2 separate regions of the Homo sapiens genome follow, and region 2 is linked to region 1. Evidence: read pairs that join two places in POLR2A ChIA-PET (ENCODE). Cell type or tissue: OCI-LY7. All regions are shown on one strand. Links, peaks and the distances in the headings refer to the core of each region. The heading gives the core; the rest is flanking DNA.

What was found. Peaks named below come from ENCODE experiments on the same cell type or tissue, not always from the same donor. Only the 100,000 strongest peaks of a DNase experiment are listed, where the experiment ranks them.
Region 2: POLR2A ChIA-PET joins it to region 1 with 6 read pairs; 3 of 35 experiments call an interaction of 5 or more read pairs at or near these places.

Annotation. Positions count from the first base shown.
Region 1 is chr3:183,949,952-183,957,907 of GRCh38, forward strand. ABCC5 (ATP binding cassette subfamily C member 5) reads right to left here. Exons shown (of 30, transcript NM_005688.4): 18 at 3,135-3,319; 19 at 1,906-2,052; 20 at 1,490-1,619; 21 at 21-174. Among named protein-coding and RNA genes, the nearest start is that of ABCC5-AS1, 52 kb to the right of the region's middle. In OCI-LY7, for the core only: no CTCF peak of the experiment used is centred there; a DNase peak (open chromatin) is centred at 3,910; H3K4me3 peaks cover 730 bases; H3K27ac peaks cover 2,500 bases.
Region 2 is chr3:183,856,712-183,864,667 of GRCh38, forward strand. It overlaps PARL (presenilin associated rhomboid like), which reads right to left. Exons shown (of 10, transcript NM_018622.7): 4 at 6,042-6,090. Among named protein-coding and RNA genes, the nearest start is that of PARL, 24 kb to the right of the region's middle. In OCI-LY7, for the core only: no CTCF peak of the experiment used is centred there; no DNase peak of the experiment used is centred there.

The sequences.
Region 1 (7,956 bases), core at 2,617-5,116:
CATGAACGCTTCCTATTTACCTGGAGACAATGTGCAGGACTGAAAAGAGGATGACAAGGGGCCCCACTGCCACAAGGAACCACGGGAAGACTCCTGCGATCATTCCCACACAGAAGAACACCAGGATAACGTTCTGGATGAACATCTCGGCCTGGAACGGCAGCCGCACGTCAACTGTGGAAACAAATAAAGGAGCAAGTGTCAGATGGTTTGGAAAAATGGAACTGAAAATTGAAAAAAACAAAAAGGGGTTCCACAAACTCTCTATCTGAAGTTTGTGATGTTGTCTTTAAACAGTCTGATCAAAGAAAAATTTAGAAACCTGGATGCTCTGATTTTTTTTTTTCGTCTCAAGAAAATCCTCTTACTCCACTCCCTTTTCTTGGTTCCCTTCCTGCCCCACTGCTTTAAACATTTTCCCCCTTTACAAAGTAACTTATGCTTATTTTAAAATGTTTGGAAAATAAATATGTGAAGAAGAAAACAAAAACTATATTCTTACCAATACCAATGAACTGCTGTTAACATTTAAGACATTTTTTGTCTTGCAAAATTTTTAAACATACATAAAAATTAAAGGAAGAGCACAGACCCTTCAACAGTTATCAACTTTCATCTCTTTTTGGCTGTCTCCCCACCCCACCGCCTTTTTTCTTCTGGTTAAAGTATTTTCATGCAAATCCCAGACATGTTGCTATTATTTACTTTTTTTCTTTTTTCCATTCATGTGTGAGCACATGCGTGTGTGTTTAGCAGAAATGGGAACATGTTATGTATCAGTTCGAGTATCAGGGATAGTTCTGATTTCTTGTTACCTCTGGCCATGGGTTTACAATGGCCTATCAATGCCTGAAACAAACCCCTTCCATGAAGGCAGCTACAGTGCAGCAATTAAAAACATTAGCTTTGGGGTCAAAAAGATCTGGGTTCAATTTGCAGCTTTGTCACTCAATAGCTGTAGATCTTGGGCCAGTTCCTTGACCTTTCCAGATAGCAGCTTTCTCATTATTCAAGGAGTGAAACAACACCCGCCTGACAGGCCTGCTGCGGGGATTAAGGTAACATGCATAAAACACTGAGCATGCTGCTTGCTACACAGGAAGCCCCCTGTCAATGTCAGGGGCTTTACTGTTACTCTGAACTGTGGGGGTACAGTATTTCAGTTCTGGTGCAGGCACAGCCCATACAACAGCCAGAAAACCTGCCAGGTTGTAGGCATCCAGAAACCAATGCATTGCTTTAAAATCTGTGTGTGTTTCAGAATCTCAGATGCCTCTGTTCAAAGCCTTTCTGCTAACTCAATTCATTGAATTTATTTTCAGGTCAAACAAGACAGAAAATGCAGTTGCAATGTTCCTGGTGAAAACACCAGCAGTCACTGTGCTCTCAGGATCTACAGACAGACAGATCTGCACATTTGGAGAATCATCTAGAAGGCTGGAAGCACAGTGAGCTCCAGAGTATTAAAAAAAGGCTCAGTGAGAAATACCTTCATCCATGTCTTTGGAAAACCTGTTGAGAATCCTCCCTGTGGGGGTCGTGTCAAAAAACTTCATAGGGCTTCGAAGGATCCTTCGGAAAAGCTCGTCATGCAGCCGGGAGGAAGCTCGCAGCGTGCCCTGAGGAGCAGAGCACAGAGTGGTCAGGGCCCAGGGACGGCTCTGTTCCTACTGGTCCAGAGAACCGCTCCGCAGCACATCCACTCCCAAAGCGGGGAGGTGTGAGGGGTCAGGAGGGACAGGTGGCAAGTGAGAAAAGGTGGAGGCTAACGGAATATGAGTCATCTCAGCCAGGGCCATCCTGGTTAAGGGAGCTCCCCTACTCAGCATGAACTGAGAGACGCCACACCAAAGCCTGACCACAGGTCACCAGGGAGGAGGGCAGAGACCACCCACCAATGCATACCTTGACAAAGACAACTCCTCGAATGGCTTTCAGGATCAGCATGACTGCCATGGAGAGGGCGTAGATGCTGGCATAGTACTGCATATGAGGATTGTCCTTCATGCTGTCACTCACCGAGGTCTCGTTCCCTCGAGTCACAGTGGTGTTCTGTTTGAAGCCAAAGTTCTATGAGGCCAGACTCCTAACGACTGCCAAGAGCCCCTGCTCAGCGCCATTCTCAGCTCAAGGGCAGGGCAGGGTACAGGATAATGACCCACCCTGGGACCTGGTCATGGCTTTGTCCACCTCTTTTTTTTTTTTTTTTTTTTGAGACAGTGTCTCACTCTGTCACCCAGGCTGGAGTGCAGTGGCGCAATCATGGCTCACTGCACCCTCTGCCTCCTGAGTTCAAGAAATTCTCATGCCTCAGCCTCCCAAGTACGTGGGATTACAGGTGTGCACCACCATGCCCAGCTAATTTTTGTATTTTTAGTACAGACAGGGTTTTGCCATGTTGGCCATGCTGGTCTTGAACTCCTAGCCCCAAGTGATCCACCTGCCTTGGCCTCTCAAAGTGCTGGGATTACAGGCATGATCCACCACACCTAGCCCTCTTTCTCTCTATTCTAATGTCATATGGTTTGGCTTTGTGTCCCCACCCAAAGCTCATCTTGAATTGTAATTCCCAGGTGTTGAGGAAGGGACCCGGTGGGAGGTGACCGGATTGTGGGGTGGATTCCCCCATGCTATTCTTGTCGTGACAGTGAGTTCTCATGAGATCTGACAGTTTAAAAGTGTTTGACATGTCCTCCCGCACACGCTGTCTTGTCTCTCTTCTGCCACCTTGTGAAGAAGGTGCCTCCTTCTCCTTTGCCTTCCACCATGATTGTAAGTTTCCTGGGGCCTCCCCAGTTATGTGGAACTGTGAGTCAATTAACCCTCTTTCCTTTGTCAAGTACCCCGTCTTGGGTATTTCTCTGTAGCAGTGCAAAAATGGACTAATACACAACGGATGAGAACAGATAGCCTGCAGGTGTCCTACTGCACGCCCTACTGCCCTGTGGGTTGGTCAGCGTTTTTTTCCTTCTGGTGAGGCTACATTAGGGACTCATCTTTTCATCCTGGAAAAATCTCTCTTTACAGCTTCTTTTAAGTGAAAACTAGAACAGTTTCCCTAAGAATAGCCAGGGAATAGGGAGAAACGGCCACATTCTTAGACACAGAACTTTCCCATTTATGAGTAACCTTACCCCGCTTCCTTGCTTGATCCAGTAACTCAACCACCAGGTGCTGAAGGCGGTGCTGCCTACATTCAGCATGAAAAGGGCCATAATAACCAGGAATGCCAAGGGGCCCCCAGCAGCCTGGATGTAGACACCATATACTGACCAGGGCACTGAACCCTGCCCTTTCTCTTCCAGCTGCACAAGCTGCCCTAGGTAAGAAAAAAAGAAACATGGACTCAGAAGGGAAGAACTATTTCCATAAAACTAAGTCACCTGCAGAGCAACAGAATCGGACAACCGGCAGCTTCACAGGGGTCTAGATTAGATTTCCTCTTTGTCAGAAGCATTCATTCATCTATTTAACATTTACTGAGCACCTACCACAAACCAGACCCAGGATGAAGCCCAGGAGCAGCAAAGAGGATGAAGACCAGGTCCCCACCCCTAGGGACCTGGCTGAGGAGCCTGCCACAGACTGGTAGGACAGGCAGATCAATAATCACATAATTACAGTGAAATGTGCTCAATGTGATGATAGAGCTATACGCAGGGCAGCATGGGAACCCCTGGGAGGCATACTTGACCTATTTGGCTTAGGTGTGGGGTGGTTGGCAGGCATGTTTCAGGTAAGACTTTCTGTATTGCTTCTCAAAAGGTAAGCCACAGATGACCGGGTGGGGAAAGGAGAGAGCAGGCAGAGAAAACAACACAAGCACAGGCACGGGGTAGCAAAACACACCACCACAGTGATTCGGCACAGCTGGAACAGATGTGCACTTAAAGAATGGCAGGAGATGAGGCCGACTAAGCAGGCTGTGGTCACAGAAGAAAGGCTTTGAATTTTGGCCCCACAAAGAACTTCTCAACAGAAAGGGTGACAGGTGTGTCTGACTTCTGTTGGGCTAGGAAGGACCTGGGATGGCTGATATTGCCACACCAGCTGCCTCTGGGAGCGAGCAGCCTCTTTCATGCCTCCTGTGTTCCACACAAATAGCCTTTTCTGTATGTGCCCTATCAGGGAAAATATTTGAAAATGGAAGGTTACTGAAAGACTCCATGCAGGAAAGTTGGTTGGTCTCATGTTTTGTGTGTGTGTTTTTTTTTGAGATAGAGTCTCACTCTGTCGCCCAGGCTGGAGTGCAGTGGCGTGATCTCAGCTCACTGCAACCTCCGCCTTCCCGGGTTCAAGCAATTCTCCTGCCTTAGCCTCCCAAGTAGCTGGGATTATAGGCGCCCGCCACCACGCCTGGCTAATTTTTGTATTTTTAGTAGAGACGAGGTTTCACCATGTTGGCCAGGCTGGTCTCGAACTCCTGACCTCAGGTGATCTGCCTGCCTCAGCCTCCCAAAGTGCTGGGATTACAGGCATGAGCCACCGCACCTAGCTGGTCTCATGTTTTTAACTAGATCTCGCAGCTGACCGTGTGGAAGACAGGTTCAAAACGAGGCAGCTGTAACACTGTAGGTAAGAGATGATAAAGGCCTGAACTGGGGTTGTGATGGTGGGATGGAGTTTCGGGAGGTAAATTCAGTAGGACATAGTAACTGGCTGGCTGCTGGAGGAGAGAAAAGGTTCAAATATATTCCTGAGGATCTCCCTGGCGCACTCAGATTCTTAACACTAATATGAGAATACAGAATGTAAACCAGAAAGTACCTTGAGACGGGTCTCAATCAATTTAGGAGTTAATTTTGCCACGGTTAAGAATCATGACCAGTGACGCAGCCTCAGGAGGTCCTGAGAACAGGCCCAAGGCAGTTGGATTACAGCTTGGTTTTATGTTTTAGGGAGACATGAGACATCAATCAATATAAGTGGGGTAATCACTGGTTTGATCCGGAAAGGTGGGGCAACATGGGGCAGGGAGGTGCAGCTTAAAGGTCAAAGGTGAATTCAAAGATTTTCTGATTGGCAATTGGTTGAAAGGGTTAAGCTCTGCCTGAAGAGTTGAAATTAGCTTGAGTGGTGGGGGAGTGGTGGGGGACAGGGTGTGGACGCCAAGGTTCTTGTCATGTAGATGAAGCCTCCCAGTAGCAGACGTCAGAGAGAACAGATGTGAATGTCTCCTATCAAAGGTGTCAGACCCTCTGGAGAGACCTAGTAAAGGAAGGAGATTCTCTACGTAATGCAGAACTTCCCCTTCAACAGACAGCTTTGCAGAGACATTTCAAAATATGCATTTCTTCCAGGGCCCTGCTATCTGTCCTGTGATGCTCTATTATTTTAATAGAGTGAGGTTGGAATTAGGTATCTTACAGCTACAAAGAGACTGTTCTGTCAGTCTTAGGATCTCTATATAAATGTTAATGCTCGTCAGTTGTGTGCCTGAACTCTAAAGGCAGGGGAGTATAATAAGGCACGTCCAACATTGTCTTCCCTTCATGGTCTGAATAGATTTTCAGGTTCCATTGGGTACCCTTGGCCTAGAGGAGAGTTTATTCAGTTAGTTGCAGGGCACAGAATTTAATTTTTCATTTGCAAGAGAAACAGCTATACAGGAAGATTTTCCCTGTTTTGTTTTTGAACTTTTATTTTAGATTCAGGGAGTACATCTGCAGATCTGTTACATGCAGATCCGTGTGTATATCACATCGGTTACATGCAGATCTGTGTATATATCACATCGGTTACATGCAGATCCGTGTGTAAATCACATCAGTTACATGCAGATCCATGTGTAAATCACATCAGTTACATGCAGATCTGTGTGTATATTACATCTGTTACATGCAGATCCATGTGTATATCACATCAGTTACATGCAGCTCCGTGTGTATATCACATCGGTTACATGCAGATCCGTGTGTATATTACATCTGTTATATGCAGATCCATGTGTATATCACATCAGTTATATGCAGCTCCGTCTGTTTATCACATCGGTTACAGGCAGATCCGTGTGTATATCACATCGGTTACATGCAGCTCCATGTGTATATCACATCGGTTACATGTTCATCCATGTGTATATCACATCAGTTACATGCAGATCCGTGTGTATATCACATCGGTTACATGCAGATCCGTGTGTATATCACATCTGTTACATGCAGCTCCGTGTGTATATCACATCGGTTACATGCAGATCCGTGTGTAAATCACATCGGTTACATGCAGATCCGTGTGTAAATCACATCGGTTACATGCAGATCCGTGTGTAAATCACATCGGTTACATGCAGATCCGTGTGTAAATCACATCGGTTACATGCAGATCCGTGTGTATATCACATCTGTTACATGCAGATCCGTGTGTAAATCACATCGGTTACATGCAGATCCGTGTGTATATCACATCGGTTACATGCAGCTCCGTGTGTAAATCACATAGGTTACATGCAGATCCGTGTGTATATCATATCGGTTACATGCAGATCCGTGTGTAAATCACATCGGTTACATGCGGATCCGTGTGTATATCACATCTGTTACATGCGGATCCGTGTGTATATCACATCGGTTACATGCAGATCAGTGTGTATATCACATCGGTTACATGCAGATCAGTGTGTATATCACATCGGTTACATGCAGATCCGTGTGTATATCACATCTGTTACATGCAGATCCGTGTGTAAATCACATCGGTTACATGCAGATCCGTGTGTATATCATATAGGTTACATGCAGATCCGTGTGTATATCATATAGGTTACATGCAGATCCGTGTGTAAATCACATCGGTTACATGCGGATCCGTGTGTACATCACATCGGTTACATGCGGATCCGTGTGTATATCACATCTGTTACATGCAGATCCGTGTGTAAATCACATCGGTTACATGCAGATCCGTGTGTATATCATATAGGTTACATGCAGATCCGTGTGTATATCATATAGGTTACATGCAGATCCGTGTGTAAATCACATCGGTTACATGCGGATCCGTGTGTACATCACATCGGTTACATGCGGATCCGTGTGTACATCACATCGGTTACATGCGGATCCGTGTGTACATCACATCGGTTACATGCGGGTCCGTGTGTACATCACATCGGTTACATGCGGGTCCGTGTGTACATCACATCGGTTACATGCGGGTCCGTGTGTACATCACATCGGTTACATGCGGGTCCGTGTGTACATCACATCGGTTACATGTGGGTCCGTGTGTATATCACATCGGTTACATGCTTATCCGTGTGTATATCACATCGGTTACATGCAGATCCGTGTGTATATCACATCTGTTACATGCGGATCCGTGTGTATATGACATCAGTTACATGCGGATCCGTGTGTAAATCACATCGGTTACATGCGGGTCCGTGTGTACATCACATCGGTTACATGCGGGTCCGTGTGTATATCACATCGGTTACATGCTTATCCGTGTGTATATCACATCGGTTACATGCAGATCCATGTGTATATCACATCTGTTACATGCGGATCCGTGTGTATATGACATCAGTTACATGCGGATCCGTGTGTAAATCACATCGGTTACATGCTTATCTGTGTGTACATCACATCAGTTACATGCGGATCCGTGTGTACATCACATCGGTTACATGCTTATCCGTGTGTACATCACATCGGTTACATGCAGATCCATGTGTAAATCACATCGGTTACATGCGGATCCGTGTGTACCTCACACCGGTTACATGCAGATCCGTGTGTATATCACATCGGTTACATGCGGATCCGTGTGTACATCACATCGGTTACATGCGGATCCGTGTGTATATCACATCGGTTACACGTAAATCCGTGTGTATATCACATCGGTTACACGCAGATCCGTGTGTATATCACATCTGTTACATGCGGATCCGTGTGTATATCACATCTGTTACATGCGGATCCGTGTGTATATCACATCGGTTACATGCGG
Region 2 (7,956 bases), core at 2,877-5,376, 93 kb before region 1:
TTCTCTGTACTCTCCCTGCAGATGAGAATATCTAACCTCCCCTGTGGGGAACTTTTAGAAATCAATCTGATGTATTTATACTCTGTACATTGTTGGAGGACATTTAAAATGGTACACAACTTCTTTTAAGACAACTTTGCAATACACAAAATTTTAAATGTATATTCTTTGACCCAGCAATTCTATTTCCAGTAACTTATCCTAAAAATATACTTGTACAAGGTACAGAGATCTATATATAAGGCATTTCACTGTAGTAATATTCATAAAAGCAGAAGACTGAAAACAACCTAAATATCTATTAATAAAAGATTTGTTAAATAATACTCATTTACATGGAATACCATAATGCCATTAAAAAGAATATGCTGGCCAGGCACAGTGGTTCACACCTGTAATCCCAGCAATTTGGGAGGCCAAGGCAGGAGGATCACTTGAGCCCAGGAGCTCAAGACCAGCCTTGGGAGGTTGAGGCTGCAGTGAGCCGTGATCATGCCACTGCACTCCAGCCTGAGTGACAAGTGAGACGCTGTCTCAAAACAAACCAAAACAAACAAAAAAGCCTGATGTGCTGGTAATTTCCATTTATCAATCCAGGTGCTGGTTACATGGATGTGCTCAGCCTGTGAAAATTAATTAGTTGAGTTGTACATCTGACATATTCACATTCTTCTATGTATATTATACCTCAATAAAATATTAAAAAGAATGTAACAAACCTACTTGTATTGATATAGAATGTTCTTTAAAATATTAAGTGAAAAAAAATCATGGTGCAGAAGAGTATGTACTGCATGTTTCTATTTTTGTGTTAAACCACAGATAGATATAAATGCCTATATATAAATAGATGCTTTGGAAGAACACACAAGTAACTAAACATGCAATGGTTATTATGGGAAAGGAAAAGTGCAGAACTGGAAGTTCAGAGTGAGAGAAAGACTTATTTTTCACTTTATGTATCCTCTATTCCAATTTTCATCTGCTACCATGCATATTTATTCATTTTACAATGACAAAATCTAGTCTAGGCAGTCAAAAAGGGCTCCCTTTCCTCCCTGGGGGTAGGCTGCTACTTTGGAACAATTTGCTGCAATTTGTGCTGTGAATCAGCACCCAGATACTTGATAGGGGGAGGCAGTGTGGTTTATCAGAAAGGTAATTAATGGTGGTTTGCTATTCTAGAAAAGTGAAAAGGACATAATAAAAACCCTATTCTTTGATACATGAAGTGGATTTGATTCCCGAATCCACCCAGTTCTAGCTGTGTGATCGCAGTTACTTGGCCGTTCCTTGCCCCATCTGAGAAATGAGGATAACAGGGTTCTTATGATGACTAATAATAATAGAAATGCATGTAAAGCACATAGCATGATACTTGAAGTGTGGTTGGCACTCAAGGATTAACTTTGCTATTCTTCTACAAAAATAACTTGTTTGCAGACTGGGAAGTCAGGAGTTACAGAAAAACAGTGACTGATTCTGATTAAAAGGTAAAGATGGGCTATAAGACCAAGGAAAACATTGCCTTACCAGCAACATCAGGAATAGGTAAGGAGGCCTTAGTCTGGGAAGACAGCTCAAAACCTTGAAAAGGTACAAGGAGAGAGAGAACTGAAATGAAAAAGAATAAGCCTGGCAGAAACAGAACAGCAAAGAAAAAAGAATAGACTTTAGAAGTTGGGGCAAGGGGTCAAAGACTGGAGAGTAGTAGTGACTAAGCTTTGGAGCTGACAAAAAATACACTAGTAGAGGAACTACGGCACAGTTTTCTTGCGATCTCTCTCCCTATCCTTTTCTGTCCTTGCTCCTTCTTGATCAAAAATAATAATTTAGCTGATTTTTTCCTGTGGCTTTACCTGAATCTCAATACAGTAAAGTCAGCATTCTCTTGAACTAACAGGAAAACCTGGCAAGTGCCTCAAAGACAACCCTGAAAGCTAGAAAGGGAGGAGAAAATATTCTCTCTGGGGGTTGCCTGGGGACCTCTAGGAGAGGCTTAAAAGGCTGACAGATCAGGGCAATAGAACAGAAAATTAGGTGAAATATAAAAGCACCAGGGATGACAAATTTAAGTTTGAAGAATGCCACGTTATACTCCCCGCTTGCCCCACAAATACCTAGTGGGCTTATAAACACTTTTTCAGAGCAATATGAAGCCTGGGGAGATTATTTCTGTGTAATAAAAATTAAGACCAAAAAAAAAATCCCCAAACAAACCAAAAAAAAAGGATTAAAACAAGTTTCCTAGCATAGCTTTAAAAAGGGATTTGCACAGACAGATTGAGACAGAACAGTCAAAAACTACAGACTCGCCGGGCGCGGTGGCTCACGCCTGTAATCCCAGCACTTTGGGAGGCCGAGGCGGTGGATCACGAGGTCAGAAGATCTAGACCATCCTGGCTAACGCGGTGAAACCCCGTCTCTACTAAAAATACAAAAAAATTAGCCGGGCACTTATAGGCTGAGGAAGGAGAATGGCGTGAACCCAGGAGGCAGAGCTTGCCCGTGAGCAGAGATCACGCCACTGCACTCCAGCCTGGGTGACAGAGCAAGACTCCATCTCAAAACAAAAACAAAAACAAAACTACAGACTCCAAACCTGGCATCAGCTGTAAGAAGGGGAGGTTTTTGTTGTTGTTTTGAGACAGAGTCTCACTCTACTGCCCAGGCTGGAGGGCAATGGCATGATCTCGGCTCACTGCAACCTCTGCCTCCCAAGTTCAAGCGATTCTCCTGCCTCAGCCTCCCAAGTAGCTGGGATTATAGGCATGCACCACCACGTCCAGCTAATTTTGTATTTTTAGTAGAGATGGGGTTTCACCATGTTGGCCAGGCTGGTCTCCAACTCCTGACCTCAGGTGATCCACCTCCCAAAAGTGCTCCCAAAGTGCTGGGATTACAGGCATGAGCCACTGCACCCAGCTAGAAAGGGGTTTTTTACCTCACCACCAGATGCCACCTTAACAATAAAATAAATTATGGGTATGCCTTACAATCTGACTGTTCTTACCTATACCTAGGAACCAAAGAGACATGGATAAATTTGAGATACCCCTCATTCTCTGAAACTCAGAAACTATGTATATTTGGATTAACACTTTACTGTCTGAACTTACCGTATCCAAAATCTTTCCATCCAAATTCAAGAGCTCAACAGATTCAATGGCAAGGAATACTTACATGAAGTGTTTGGTGTAGCAGTGAGAAATCTTTAACCGACTAGAGCTTTCATGCTGCCATTGTCTAGGTATGAATACTACAAAGCAGAGAGGCACACTGGTCTCACAAAGCTTTAAAAACTCTCTAGGTCAAACTTGTCAAGTTCTTTCAAAATATAAAACGAAAAAAAAAAAAACCCATTCGGAAAACATCTCCAATCCAAAGAAAGAAAGTGGGACGGAGTAGACCTGTCACCCCATAAATCTATCACTGATTAAAACCAGAAGCTGAGCCAACTTCACTTTGCAGTCTACAAGAAGCAATCAGGAGTGCTCAGCAAGGAAAGCTGGACTAATTGGCACCCCAGGAAGAAGACAAGACATACTAAATAAACAGTTTATTCTTGAGACTCTCATATATAGGTAATTGATTAAGCACCACTTACAGACATTGTAAAGCTAGAATCACTATTACTAGAATAATTATTTCCTACAAGAAAAGTCTGAGGTGACACAAGACAGTTCAAATGGCATTTCCTGAGGTTAAAGTCACTTGGATAATCTAACAATAAAGATTTAAGACCTGCAGCATGACCATTCACATTTATGTTGTTCAAAGCAGCTTACATTCAAGTTGCAAGACAGATCACAAGCATCTCTCTCTACTGCTACGCTCTTCATGCCAAATGGCTGATTTGATTTCAAAAAAGAAAAAGACTAGGGGGAAAGAATTCTGATTTTTAATTACCTCTAGCTTCTTTGAAGAAAGTATTCACCAGCATGAGAAAAGGTTTTAAACTCTGATGCTAGGCTTCTTCATATGTTAAATGGCATAAAATCATGACCACCTTCAAAGAATGTGAGGTATAAACTAATAGTGAAATGCTTTGAAAATAGTGAAGGCAAAACCTTGCCACCCTAAAGAAATCTTAATTTCGTTACTTTTTTTTTTTTTTTTTTTGAGACAGAGTCTCGCTCTGTCGTCCAGGCTGGAGTGCAGTGGCGCAATCTTAGCTCACTGCAACCTCAGCCTTCCAGGTTCAAGCAATTCTGCTTCAGCCTCCCTAGTAGCTGGGATTAACAGGCGTGCACCACCACGCCTAAGCTAATTTTTTGTATTTTTAGTAGAGATGGGGTTTCACCGTGTTGGCCAGGCTGGTCTCTGACTCCTGACCTCAGGTGATCTGCCCGCCTCGGCCTCCCAAAGTGCTGGGATTACAGGCGTAAGCCACTGCACCCAGCCTCATTACTTTCATAAAAGAAGCAAGCAAACAAAATACATTAATCTAGTGGAAACAGATGTGCTACTAAAGAGCTATCTTTGAAGTAATCATTTTAAGATGTCACTGACCTATCAATTCTATGGTCTTAGTTATGGCAACACTGAAAAATCTCAATCCCTTGGTTAAGATTCCATTCAACATTCATTCACTCAACAGATTTTAACTGAGTGCCCTTACTGTGTACATGATATATGCTAGGTGCTGTCACAAAATGAAAGATGTCATTGTTGTCCTCCAGATGCTTATACTGCCCTCAAGGATGTTACACATACAATTACATAAGGCACACTGCATTATCAATGATAAAAACTGCAATGAGTTCAGAAAAAAAGAAAGCACTTCCTAAAGGAAGCAATGTCTGAACCATAAGCCTGAAAGCTGCATCGGGTTCCAATAAAGTCAGAAAAATTAAGCCTTCCAGAGAGAATAAACAGTTTGAATGAAGAAAGATAAACACCCTTTCTCCACTTAAGTACAGAAAATTAAGAGTACAAAATAAGTCTTAAATGCTTATTTAAGTCTAATCAATTAGACTTTAAGTCTAATCAAATTTGAGCAAAAGCAATATTTTGCAATTCTCTAGAAATAATTTTTTCTTTTCTATGCAATCGTTAAAAAACTTAAAAAAAATTTTTTTGTTTTTGAGAGTCTCATCTGTCACCCAGGTTGGAGTGTAATAGTAGGACCACAGCTCACTGCAACCTCTGCCTCCCAGGTTCAAAATTCTCCTGCTTCAGCCTCCCAAGTAGCTGGGACCCCAGGCACGCACCACCACACCTGGCTAATTTTTTGTATCTTTGGTAGAGATGGGGTTTTGTCATGTTGCCTGAGCTGGCCTCGAACTCCTGAGCTCAAGGAATCCGCCCACCTTGGCCTCCCAAAGTTCTGGGATTACAGGCATGAGCCACTCTTCCTGGCAAAAATCTATTTTCAAGTTTCTCAAATAACTGACTCCATGAAATATTGCAGAGGTGTTAACTTGAAGAGCCAAATCTGTCTTTCCATAACAATTTACAAAGAAAAAAAGTTATCATGGTGACATGCATGTCATGCTTACATTTAAATGGGGTTTTATAAATAGCATGGGGGAGAAGAGCGAAAACTGGTTTTCGAATGGACAGACTTGGGTTTTGAAACTCTGCTCTATTGCTTACTAGCAGTTTGACTTTCAAAAGTTCCTTCTCTGAAAGCCGGTTTCCTTATCTGTAAAAAGGGAGACAACTACTCTGTAAGCAACTCCAAGTAGGGACAGAATGTGTATTACAGCATCCTGAATATAGAAGGTACTTAATGTTTCCATTAGTTTCTTTAATAAGGGAAGTAATAATTAATAAGCTATTCCACAAGCTGGAATTCTACAACAAAACTGATCAATCAGTATCATACTAAATCAAAATTAGAAAGTAACGGACCCAGAGCATCATGTAAACCTTTATACCTCACCACTTTATATACTATTACATTAGCCTATCAGTACAGAGACTGTCTTCTAAACCACTGGTGAGCATGGTACAAGAGCCATTGCTTGTGACATACTGTACCTTTTGGTTTGATTTCTCTTCCCTTGAATGGTTAAAACGTGTAAGCTAACACAAACCTGTCACAGTCCGCTGGCCATCACTTAGGTTATTCCACCACTTGTTAATCTAAAACAGACAGAAAATTGCATCACCACATGTGAGAAATTTCAGGCTACAAAAATGAAAAACCAGAAGAAAATGCCTCGCACATAAGAGGAATTCCTCTTCTGCAAAAATCACTGGTGGTCACAGACATAATAAATACGTGGTAGAGTGGAAAAGGCACATGTTTTATAGTCAGGCAGCCCACATTCTCCACACAGAACCAACCACTGGATAGCTCTGGAACCTCAGACAATTATTTCTAAACTTCAGTTTCTTGACACATGAAATGGGACAATAATAGGTACCCAGCAGTGTTATCACAAGGAATAACAATAATGTAAAGCCCCTAGCACACTCACAGATACAGACAGGTACCAAGGAAGTGATTATTCATACCAAGGTCTTATGTTTTAAAATTCTGAGAATATTGTCTACTAAATTGCACTTTTTTAAAGATATAGTAATGGTACTGGAGTTTAATAAAAAGAGGAGGGTCCTAATTTTTCAGGGATACATGTTGAAAATTTTATGCATGAAATACGTCTAGAATTTGCTTTACAATAATACAAGGGTGGAAAGGGAAGGGAAAAAAAGGGAAATAGATGAAAAAAAAATTGGCCCTGTCTTGGGGAACACTGAAGCTGGACGATAATGATTCATCATACTATTCTCTCTACATTTGTATCTGCTTGAAATTTTCCATGATTAAAGTTTTAAAATAAAAAATATATTCCAACTAAGAAATTGAACCAGATTTTGTTATTAAAAGAAAAAATCCAAGGTAAAAGAAACTACAGATTAGTATGTATAGTTCCATTTATTTTCTTTTTTTTTCTTTTTAAGAGACAGGGTCCCCCTGTGTTGCCAAGGCTGGTCTTGAACTCCTGGGCTGAAGCAATCCTCCCACCTCAGTCTCCCAAGGTGCTGGGATTACAGATATGAGCCGCCCCGGCCGATTCCATTTCTATAATTATAATTGCACTGTGTATGAACTCCCAGAACTTCGTGTATAGTGGCACGAAAGGGGTTCCCAGGACTTTCATGTTTCCATGTTAAATTTACACATTGTTTCAAACTTCTTTAATGGGCATAGGTTTTATACATTCAACTTATCATTTAATTATATTATAAACAAATCAATCTTTAAATGAAGATTATGTATACTGTTTGTATCATTTTTCACCATTCTCAAGAACCATTTGGGTACATTTGGATATCAAAACTTCATGTGCAGACATGTGCTGGAAACCTATAGCTTTGTAAGAGATCCAGGATAATGGAATAGGTCAGTTTTACTATCTTCTCAAATACATTGACTGAACAGATGCCGATGGCTAGTTATTGTCATTTTCACCTGCAAATATTATCCACTGTTCTGGCATAAAGCCTCTCTAACACAGATAGGGCTCATGCTTCTTGAATGTGCCCATGGGAAAACAAGGAGGAATGAATCCCTTTCCCTACTTAGAGAAAACTCAAAACATCATTAGCAAAAAGAAAATGCAAGGCTTCCTTCTCAGGCTCTTGCTGGCCAGGATCACACTGTTCCAAGGAAGGGGAAAAGTAAAGAAGATATCAACCTACTCTCCAGATTGGAAGGGCAATGTGTCATTAAAAAAACAGAAGTGCTTGAAAACCAAATGGGCCTGAAACCACATATTAACTAAAATCTCAGTGTTCAATATGTATTGGTGAATAAAAGAAATAAAATATTGGCTGGGCTCGGTGGCTCATGCCTGTAATCCCAGCACTTTTGGAGGCCGAGGTGGGCAGATCACGAGGTCAGGAGATCGAGACCATCCTGGCTAACACGGTGAAACCCCGTCTCTACCAAAAATACAAAAAATTAGCCGGGCGTGGTGGCGGGCACCTGTAGTCCCAGCTACT